2 separate regions of the Mus musculus genome follow, and region 2 is linked to region 1. A link is a contact called in ENCODE Hi-C or POLR2A ChIA-PET data. All regions are on one chromosome and are shown on one strand. Each heading gives the region's core, a stretch centred on a gene start or an enhancer-like site at or near the end of the contact. The rest is flanking DNA. Distances are from core to core; before and after follow the strand shown.

Region 1 (5,042 bases), core at 685-3,184:
CTGTTGGAGGAGGTAAGGCAGGTTTATAGGCTACTGGGATGATAACCTTGTAAAACAGAGAGCAAATGTGTCTCTCTCCCCTACATAAACACAGCTGTTTCTGTGGTTGAAATGGTGTGACCGGGAGAGGATGTTGGTCCGGATTTAGCACTCTGGACATTGTCCTTACTCTACCCCGACGGGCTGGGTACCTATAAGGAAATCGACTCAGCCCTGTGGGGCTTGCTTTGCTCTGCTCTTGAAAGACTCTCTGTGTGAGCATTTTTATACCAAGGGGGTGAAAACTGAACAGCTAGGTTTGGGCCCTTGTTCTTCACTTACTGGTGATGTGACCTGTGCAGACTTCCTAATGGCCAGTGTTTCCTCCCCTCCTCTCGGGGGTGTGGTGAGGATCACAGGAAACGGGTGCTCAGTGAATCACTAATATTATTATTAGAAACCAAGGCCACAGGGCTAGAGAGGGAGCTTGGCTAGGAGAGTGCTTCCCTAATAGGTACAAATCTCTAGGTTTGATCCTCACAACCAAAACCCCACAAACGTGGGGAAGTAGAGGCAGGAGTTCAAGTTCATACTTCCTCATCTCTATGGAGAGTTCCAGCATGGCACGTAAGACGTCTGGGAGAGAGACAGCAAGACAGAGGAGAGAGAGGAAGGGGAGGGGGAGGAAGAGGAAGGAAAGGAAGACGGAGACCAATTCCCAGATTGGACAGATGTAGTCCCTCAGACGGGCAGGAGCTAGAGCAGGGGCAGGGGCAGGGATAAAGAAATGGAGAGACTGCCACAGAGGCAGCCTGGGCCTCTCAGAGGCTTCGAACGAGGATCTTCCTAAGAACCTGGCCCTGTCTGGGGTGTGAGTGCTGGGGTGGACACGCTGCCTCAGCCCCTGGAGCCAGCTCCAGCCACCTGTCATCCCAAGCCTGATCCGTTCCCCTGCCCCTCCACTGGAGCCTCCATGATGGATCTTAGGGATGACTGCAGAATGCTGGAAGGTTCTAGGCTCTTCCTTTCCATCCTGGGTCAGGTATAGGAGGCCTCCTGTTGGACACGAGAGCATTTCCGTCTTGAAGCTGCAGAGCTCGGAGTTTTTTTGTTTATTTTGTTGTTTTGTTTGGTTTTTGGATTTTCGAGATGGGGTTTCACTATGTAACCTTAGCTGTCCTGGAACTCACTCTATTGATCAGGCTGGCCTCAAACTCACAGAGCCATCTGCCCCTGCCTTCTGAGGGCTGGGCTTGAATATGTGTACACCACTGCCTGGTTTTTGTTTGTTTGTTTGTTTGTTTTTTGTTTTTTAGATGAAGACGCCTTTTGGACCACAGAGCAGTTTAAAGGCAAAAGTATGCTAGGCCTCTGCTTCTGAGGAATTCTATTCTCACTCTCAAGAGCCCCACGGAGCCTCCAGGGTCCAGCCCTGTCCCCTTTCCTCCTTGCCTTTGTCCTCTGGTCCCTGCAGTCAGCAGCAGCAAGCTCTGTGGCTGCCAGGTCCAGACTGAGCCTCAGGACAGCCCCTCCCTTTCCTCCCTCAGCAGCTGGGGCCTGGCCTCCACCCACCTCTCTTGGATCCAGGCCCCAGTGATAATGAATTACATAAATAAGTCATTCCCATTAGCAGCACAGCCAGGCTCTGGCCCAGGAGGCAGGGCAGGTCCTGAGGCAGTATGGCTCTGGCGAGCTGCTCCCCAGCACGGTGGCTCCGAGCCCTGAGCCCTGACATTTCTGCTTGGTGTCTCAGGGAGGGGCCTCCATCCTCTGGTCCCTTCCGGTGTTAGGTTTTCAGTCTAGAGGTTCCCCAATTATCACCTTCCAACAGCCATAGGGCCTCAGGACAGGTGTGTTTGACAGTAGTTGGGACCCTAGAAGGGGTTAGAGTTGGGGCGTCTGGTGGTTTAAGCTGCTCTTCTGGGCCTGCCTAGGCTTGGCTGGCAAAGGTGCTCAGTGGCCATGGCAACCCTTGTCTGCCGGCAGCTCCAGGCAAACACTGGCTTTCAAAGGGGGCCTTGTTCCCTGTGGGAGCCTTTTGGTTTGCTGGGCCTTTCAGACCTGGGGAGGAAAAGGAAGACAGAGAGAAGGGGGGCTGGGGGGTGTCGCTGCCTGGGAGAAGAGCACACTCCTGCCTCTCCTCACCCCCTTTGCCCTGGCCCCAAGCGTATTTCCTGGAGGCCACTGTTTTCAGACCTGCTGCTGGAGAATGAAAGGAAGAGTGAACAGAAGAGTGTGCCCAGTCTCCAGGCAACGGGCTGTCTGTGCCGTTTAAAGGAGAGAGGAAAGTCACACACACTGGGCACCTTAGTGTGGGAAGTCCTGTGCTGATGGCGTCAAGCTAGCCATGGCCACCTAAGCAGATTCTTTGCTGGGTATCGAATATGTAACATGTATAACACTGGAGCTGGGAGGTAGCCCTGTTGCCTAACATATACAAAGTTTACTACCCAGCTTAGCATAAAATTGGGTATGGTGGCACGCATGTGTTCTATCAGAGCTGGGGAGGGAAAGGCAGGAGGCTCACAATCTCACGGTCATCACTGGCTACTTAGGGAGTTAGAAGGGAAAGAAACTTGGGCTGCAAGGGGGTTGGAGAGAAAATGAGAGGAGAAGAGAAGAGAGGGAAGAGAAGAGAGGGAAGAGAAGAGAAAGAGGCGCTAAAGTATTCATCAAATGTGAGGCGACCACACTGGCAGTCTACACTCCTGTGCGAGTGTGCCAATGCCAGTAGATTCAGGAGAAATGCTGATCGTGGGCTTCGCTGCCTTTGCAGGGGGGCTCAGTTCCAGAATTCTCCCCTTTCACGTTTTATTGTTATATTCCTAATATATAAAAAACAGGAAAGCTGGAGCCAAAGAGATGGTTCAATTGTTAAGAGCACAGATTGCTCTTCTAGAGGACCCAGGCTTCCAATCCCAGCAACCATATAGCAGCTCACAACTCTCTGTAACTCCAAGACCTGATACTGTCACATAGACATACGTGGAGGCAAAACACCAGTGCACATAAAATAAAGGTAAATAGATTAAAACAAAACAAAACAAAATCCCAGGAAAGCTGTCGTGTCTGCCATTTGTTCCCAAGTCACTGTTAGTCTGAGGATGCAGCATCCTGTCTGGTGGACTACAACTCATTGCTGGCAACCATGGTGCCTACCTTCCAGGTCTGGTGTGAATGTAGTGATTCTGGGACAAGAAAACCCATGGGTAAAGACTCTGGCCATTTACACCCACCCAGGAAAGCATGGTGGGTCTCACTCAGGACTAGACACTGGGACCAAGATCTGGTGGCCAAATTCTATTCCTCCACATCTCTGTCATCTCCTCCCTTTGTGACTCTTCCTTGTCGTGTGGATTAATTGGCCAAATTGGAGGCCTTTAAAGGCCCTCTGCCAGCTGGGGTTGGGGTGGAAGGCACTCATGAACTTTCCAAACTTTTCTTGATAAGCATAAACTAAGAGGCATCACCTGGAGCCTTGTGGGGGGAGGGGGAAGCTGATACCATTCTCATACCAGGAGTGACTTGGTCTGATGGAGGAACCAGCAGTCACACTGGGAACTAGGAAGGGACAGAATTTTCTGCTGCTTTTGGGATTGTTCCTCAGACTGAGCACCTAAGCCATCAGAGAGTGGCTTCCCTCAGCCGCCCTCTGTCCACCTTGCTGTTCATTAAAACATCAAATTCTGCTGCTGTAGTCAGGACTCAGGTGAGATTTTTGTGTCTTTTTTTTTTTTTAATTTATTTGTTGTTGTTTTTTGTTTATTCATTTTCAAGACAGAGTTTCACTGGGTAGCCCTGGCTGTTCTGGAACTCACGCTGTGGACCAAGCTGGCCTTGAACTCATAGAGATCTACCTGCCTCTGCCTCCCAAGTGCTGGGATTTGTTCTTTCTTTTCTTTTCATTTTTTTAAAGTGTGTGTGTGTGTGTGTGTGTGTGTGTGTGTGTGTGTGTACACGAATAAGCTGACATGTGAAAGTCAGAAGACAACTCTTTTGGAAGTCAGTTTTCTCCTTCCAACATGTGGTTTCTGAGGCCTGAACTCTGGTCTTCTGGCTTGGCAGCAAGTATCTTTACCCAGTCAGCCATCCTGCTGGCCAGTGTTTTGTGTTCTTTGAGACACAGTGGTTTTCCTTTGTAGCCTCTGCTGGTATCAACTTGCAGCAACTCTCCTGCCTCAGCCTCCCCAGGGCTGGGATTTTAGGCCTGGATGAGAGGCACACCTAAGGTTAAGGACCATCCTTCCAGTGCAGAGTCGGGGAGGGGCATTGTGTAAGATGATGCACAGCTCCCGGTCTGGAGGTGCCATGATTCCATTTGGTATCTCAGAGGGAAGAGGCATATAGTTCCACGGGAGTCCACCTGAGATCCCAAGGAAGTTTCCAGCCTGGTGCTCCCTGGACCTGGATCTGTGTCTTCTTGAGACTAGCAGGGAACTTTTAAGTCCTCTCTACTGTGTTTGCCCTGCGTATCTGTAATTTCATGGATTCTCAGGAAAGCTCCCTTCTTCACCCTTTATGAATACAGTTGAAGGAGTCCTATTTAGGCATGGCCGTCACCAAAGGCATAGTCTCTTCCAGCTGATGTCTCCTAAGTCCGTGCCTTTGTGAAGAATTACTGCCCAGAGACTCACTGTTTCCTGGCCCCAAGTGACCTTGTCTCAGTCAAAGACCATGTGACCCTCCTATCATTTAGCCCTGCCCCCACACGCCACAGGTGTTTTGTAACTGCCTTGACGGCACCTGGCACTTGCTATGGCTCCATGGGTATTTTTTTTTAAAAAGCATTTTATTCTTTTATATGTGTGAGCATTTGCCTGCATCCTTGCCTGTGTACTACTTGTGTGCCTGGAGACCAGAAGAGGCCAGAAGACCTACCTGCCTGGGCTGGAATTACAGATGGTTGTGAACCACTGTATGGGTGCCTGGAATTGAACTTGGGCCTCTAAAAGAACAGGACCAGTGAACTGTGTTTCCAAGAGCCCCGGTCCCTCTCAATCTATATTTTGAATAAGGGAGTGACTCTTTTGAATGAATGGGGGGCCCTTTAACTGTAAATCGAC
Region 2 (5,042 bases), core at 1,122-3,621, 42 kb after region 1:
TTGTGCCCTGGGATTCAGTGCTGCCCCCAGTCTGGCGATCTTTGCCGTGTGCTCCTTCTCTGTCCGTTCTGTGGTCTGTGCCAGGGAACAGAGTGGCTCTCCAGCCTGACGGATGCTGTGTTGAATCTGGAATCAGACAGCTTGGGTTCAGATTTCAGCTTGGCCACTTAGCCATGTGACCTTGAGCAAGTGTTTCACTCTCTGTAGCTCACTTTTCCGTCTATACCGTTGGAGAGGGTGGGGGAGCATTTACTGCATAGGACTGCAGAAAGCATAAAGAACATTGATACACGTGAGGCCCTTTGCCACGGTGCCTGGTGAGGAGAGAGGCTCAGGCGGTGGGCATCAGTCATCGTGGCTACGATGCCGTTATCATTTGTTGGAGACAGGGGTCTCACTATGTAGCCCTGGCTGGCCTGCAACTCACTATGTAGGTCAGGCTGGCCTTGAACTCACAGAGGTCTGCCTGATTCAACCTCAGGTGCTGGGATTGCAGGGTGTGAACTATGACACCTGGCCTTAAAAATAATAGTATCTGTTATTACATTGAATTTATTTGTACTGTATGTATGTGTGCTTAAGCTCACTCAAGCACACATATGAAGGTCAGAGGACAACCTGCAGAAATGAGTTCACTTCTACCATGTGGATCCTGGAGGTGGGACTCAGGATGTTAGAGGTGGTGGCAGGTGCCTATACCCACTGAGCTACCTCACTGGCCTTATTTATTTATTTATGAGACAGGATTTTACTATATAGACCAGGGTGGCCTTGAACTCACAAAGATCCTCCTGCCTTTGTACCTTTGTGCAAGGAATAAAGGCACGCACCCACCCCACACACATACTTTAGTTTTCTGTTTTGATCCTGGGTTCTCCCAGTATCAGCCCATTTAGCATTCATCCTGTGCTTACAGGTATGAGCCACCACCCATGAGCTTAACACAGGAGCTGGTTGTGTTATGAATGTCTGCAGAGCTTCATCAAAGTTGGAAGAGGGACTGGACTCCTCAGGGCTCCTTTTATGGCTGCTAAGTGTCAGGGCAGGGATGAAGGATGGTGCCCAAGGGCTGGCTGAGGATCTAGGGCCAGATCTGCCCGTGGGGGAGGGATCTTAACTTCCTTTGGAGTCCTTTGCCCTGGTGCCTCACCCTCAGACACATGTGGCTACAGACTCGGTCACTTGTGTTGATGCAGGAGAAGGAAGAGTCAGGCAAGGTTCTCCTCACGAAGCAGCGCAGATCCACTTAGATAGAAGGAGGGGTTACAGAGGCGTTGTGCCATGCGCTAGTCCTGGGTATGGCCTAACCTCTCACCCTGCTAGCTCTCCAGACTGGAAACCATGTCTCCTCCTAGCAGAGAGTTTGGGCGTCTTTTTTTTTTTCTTCTTTAAATTTATTTTTCTTTATGTGTATGTGTGTGCACCTCTGTGTATACCATGTTTATGCAGGTGCTCACAGAGACCAGACGAAGATTTTGGATCCCTTGAACTGGAGTTTCAAGTGGTTGTGAGCCAGCTAATGGATGCTGGGGACTGAACTCTGGTCCTCTACAAGAGCAGCAAACTCACTTAACTGCCTAGCCATCTCTACAGGACACACCCCGCCCCCTTTACTCCCCACTCCCCCGCCCCTTTCTCCTTATCCCCTCCAGCACTTTCAAAAAAAAAATCCTCGTGAAAAAGAGATGACTAACAGAGGTAAGGGACCAACCCAGGTCACACAACAGGGCGTGGCAACAGTGTTTTTCCCTCGGGTTTCCCTCCTCCCGCCATGTCCAACCTGGCCTCTTGCTCTGGTTGCTGCGCCAGGGTTAGAGAATGGGCACAGGTGTAGCTGCCCTGCAGTTCTGGGGGCTCTGGGAATGAGGCAGGCTTTGTTGTCGTCCGAGCAGCTGTGACCGTTGGGGCTGAGTATCCATTAAGCCGTTTCCGAGCCCTGGGCGGGAGCAGGAGGCTCGGCATTTAAAGGTCACCCGGCTTTTGAAGCTACAGCGACATTAATAGCTTGTGAAGAAAACAAGCCTGTGCAGGGGCCGGAGGACAAGGCGGCTCTGTCAGCGCTGCCCCTCCTCCCCAGGGTGCTTGGCCACACACATGCCGGCTCGGGCGCGGGCGCGCGCGCGCGCGCGCGCGCGCACACACACACACACACACACACACACACACACACACACACACACACACACACACACACACACACACACACACACACACACACACACACACAGACCGTAGCTTCTACCTCTTGCTCATCCACCTCTCCCTCCTCCCTTTTCGAGCCTCTTCAGTTCTGATGCCTTAGAACTCGGCAGACTGCCCTGCACCCACCCCCACGGTGTCCGAGGTGACAATTGTATGAGGAGGCGGCTGCCGAGCCCAGCAGCTTCTCTGTTCACACCGCGTCACCCACTTAAGGTTTCCCTGGGACTTAGCCACATGACCTCATTCTGACCCCTCTGGCCCTGGTATCATGGAGTCTTGCTGAAGCAGTCAGCCTGGGCCCCCCTTCTCTTCCCAGATGGGTAGGGTACAGATGTCACCCTTCAGGTCTGATAGCTTGTCTCGAGGCTCTGCCGCAGCACTGGCTGCCCAGGATTCCCAGTCCGGGTAGGCACTGGAGGATAAAATGCCTTGGGTGGATTAATTCCATCTCCTGAGGAGAGAGCACAGAAAGTGGTGTCTTGACTGCAACCCCAACCCCCACCCCCACCCCTTTCTGAGATGCCTGTGCTATCCAGTGGCTCTTCTGTCCTCCCGTCAGTCCCAAGGGTGGGGGATGGGGCACAACAAGGTTCTGGGAGGGCAGCTGCGGTTAGCCCTTTCCCAGGAGCCGCTGTGGCCTGGGCCCTGGGACACCACCTAGTGGCCTGGTCTGTTGGTGTCACTGGGCTATGCATGGTTCTTAGGCAAGAAATGAGTCCCTTAAGACTATTGCAGGTGGACCAGATGTTCCAAACGCTCCTCATCCACTGACAGAGAGGAAGTCTGGGGTAGGTGGAGATGAGAGAGGGAGAGGGAGAGGGAGAGGGAGAGGGAGAGGGAGAGGGAGAGGGAGAGGGAGAGGGAGAGGGAGGGAGAGAGGGAGAGAGGGAGAGGGAGAGGGAGAGGGAGAGGGAGAGGGAGGGAGAGAGGGAGAGAGGGAGAGGGAGAGGGAGAGGGAGAGGGAGAGGGAGAGGGAGAGGGAGAGGGAGAGGGAGGGAGAGAGGGAGAGAGGGAGAGGGAGAGGGAGAGGGAGAGGGAGAGGGAGAGGGAGAGGGAGAGGGAGAGGGAGAGGGAGAGGGAGAGGGAGAGAGAGGGAGAGAGGGGGAGAGGGAGAGGGAGAGGGAGAGAGTAAGTGCTGGCCCACAGCTTCATACCTCCTTCTGGGGTCTCAAGTTCTAGGTTGACCCTGTTCTAGCTTGGGGAAAAATACAGTCAAATTGGCAGTGGGAGAGGCACTGTCTCCTGACCCCTGGGGCTGATTGTGTAGCCGTCAGAATTGTGTGCAGGGAGAGAAGGCCCTGATGACAGTCAGAGAGAGCTTGTGGGATCCAAACGGCTGCTGGGCTTTGGACACCCATAGTTGGTTACTGTGTTACCCCACCGGTTGCTTCTCTGCTCGTCCACTTAGTTAGCACAGGCTGACTGTACTGGGTGCTTTGTGGACACTGGGAGCTCCACACTGGATGTGGCAAATCTGCCCTAAAAAATGCTGATCTAGTGTAGAAGATGGTCACTGGCAAGTGCACTGTATATGATGTTTGTGACAGAGGATGACAAAGCAGGGCAAAGGTCAAGGAATGCCGGAAGACAGACTGAGCTGATAGAGCAGTCTCCCTGACAATGTGGCAGGGACCAGAAGGAGGAGAGACAAGGTGCTGAGAGAGCTTAAGGTCCCAAAGGAGAGTGTAGGTTTGTTGGTCAAGTGATCTGCACAGAGTGCTCAGGGTGGCTGGATGAACGGCAGCCACGTCAGTACGTGTCTACGTGTGTCTGCATGTCTCTGTGGGTGTACCTGTGGGCATACACCTGTACTTCTTTTGCTTGTGTCCCACTCGGGCTTTGAATTTGCTATGTAACTGCGGATGGCCTTGAAGCAAGTGTTCCTCCTGCCTCCGTTTCCTGATTGTTGGGATCACACGTGTGCATCACCACACCTGGCTTATGCAGTGTGCTGGACTCAACCCAGAGCCTCCTGCGTGACACACAGGCACCCTACTGACTGAGCTGCGTCCTTAGGCTCCATACAGACACATTTGAAGGCAGGAACACAAAGGATCTTATAGACCATGGTGAAGTTCTGGGATGTGGTCTAAGGACTAACAGCCAGGGACTTTGGAGGTAAGGAAAGACATGTGGCCACAACATGCAGTCCACAAGGAAACAGGGAGGTGGCAGAGGACAAGAAGCCACCAGATCCTGAGGGACAGTCTAAAAGGCAAGGAAGATGGGGATTGTTGTGGGTTGAATGGAGGGTGTAAGGGATATGTTCTTTTTGTTTTGTTTTGTTTTGTTTTTTTGAGACAGGGTTTCTCTGTGTAGCCCTGGCTGTCCTGGAACTCACTCTGTAGACCAGGCTGGCCTCGAACTCAGAAATCCTCCTGCCTCTGCCTCCCAAGTGCTGGGATTAAAGGCGTGCACCACCATGCCTGGCTAAGGGATACGTTCTTTTTTTTTTTTTTTTTAAAAGATTTATTTATTTATTATATGTAAGTACACTGTAGCTGTCCTCAGACACTCCAGAAGAGGGAGTCAGATCTCGTTACGGATGGTTGTGAGCCACCATGTGGTTGCTGGGATTTGAACTCAGGACCTTTGGAAGAGCAGTCGGGTGCTCTTACCCACTGAGCCATCTCTCCAGCCCAGGGATACGTTCTTAAAGATGGTCTCCAGGCTTTGACCTCAGCGGGCAGAGGTGGTGCATAGACAGGAGACACAGGCAGGGTTGGATCAACCTATTCTGTCAGAGCTACTGGTGGGCATCTGGGCAGAGAGCATAGTAGGTTGCATAGTTGTGGTGTAGAGGGAGTGTCTGGAGGAAAGGCAAGACCAGGAGCTAGCAT

Evidence for each region. Hi-C counts contacts between places; a loop is a spot of excess contacts on that map. ChIA-PET counts read pairs that join two places held with the same protein, here RNA polymerase II (POLR2A).
Region 2: a map of heart shows a loop between it and region 1 (4-fold over the local background). The contact joins two enhancer-like sites. A Hi-C loop is called at or near these places in 12 of 37 maps with a recorded cell type or tissue (gastrocnemius, heart, left cerebral cortex and 1 more). POLR2A ChIA-PET finds 5 or more read pairs at or near these places in 4 of 5 experiments (Patski and embryonic stem cell).

What each region holds. Positions count from the first base shown.
Region 1 is chr11:88,117,417-88,122,458 of GRCm38, forward strand. All of the region lies in intron 1 of Cuedc1 (CUE domain containing 1), which reads left to right. Among named protein-coding and RNA genes, the nearest start is that of Cuedc1, 21 kb to the left of the region's middle. Within about 2 kb of position 1,935, at least 3 of the 3 ENCODE cell types and tissues checked have a DNase peak (open chromatin) inside an H3K27ac peak, as active enhancers do; they include gastrocnemius, heart and left cerebral cortex, where a contact is called at or near this core.
Region 2 is chr11:88,159,432-88,164,473 of GRCm38, forward strand. All of the region lies in intron 1 of Cuedc1 (CUE domain containing 1), which reads left to right. Among named protein-coding and RNA genes, the nearest start is that of Mrps23, 42 kb to the right of the region's middle. Within about 2 kb of position 2,372, at least 3 of the 3 ENCODE cell types and tissues checked have a DNase peak (open chromatin) inside an H3K27ac peak, as active enhancers do; they include gastrocnemius, heart and left cerebral cortex, where a contact is called at or near this core.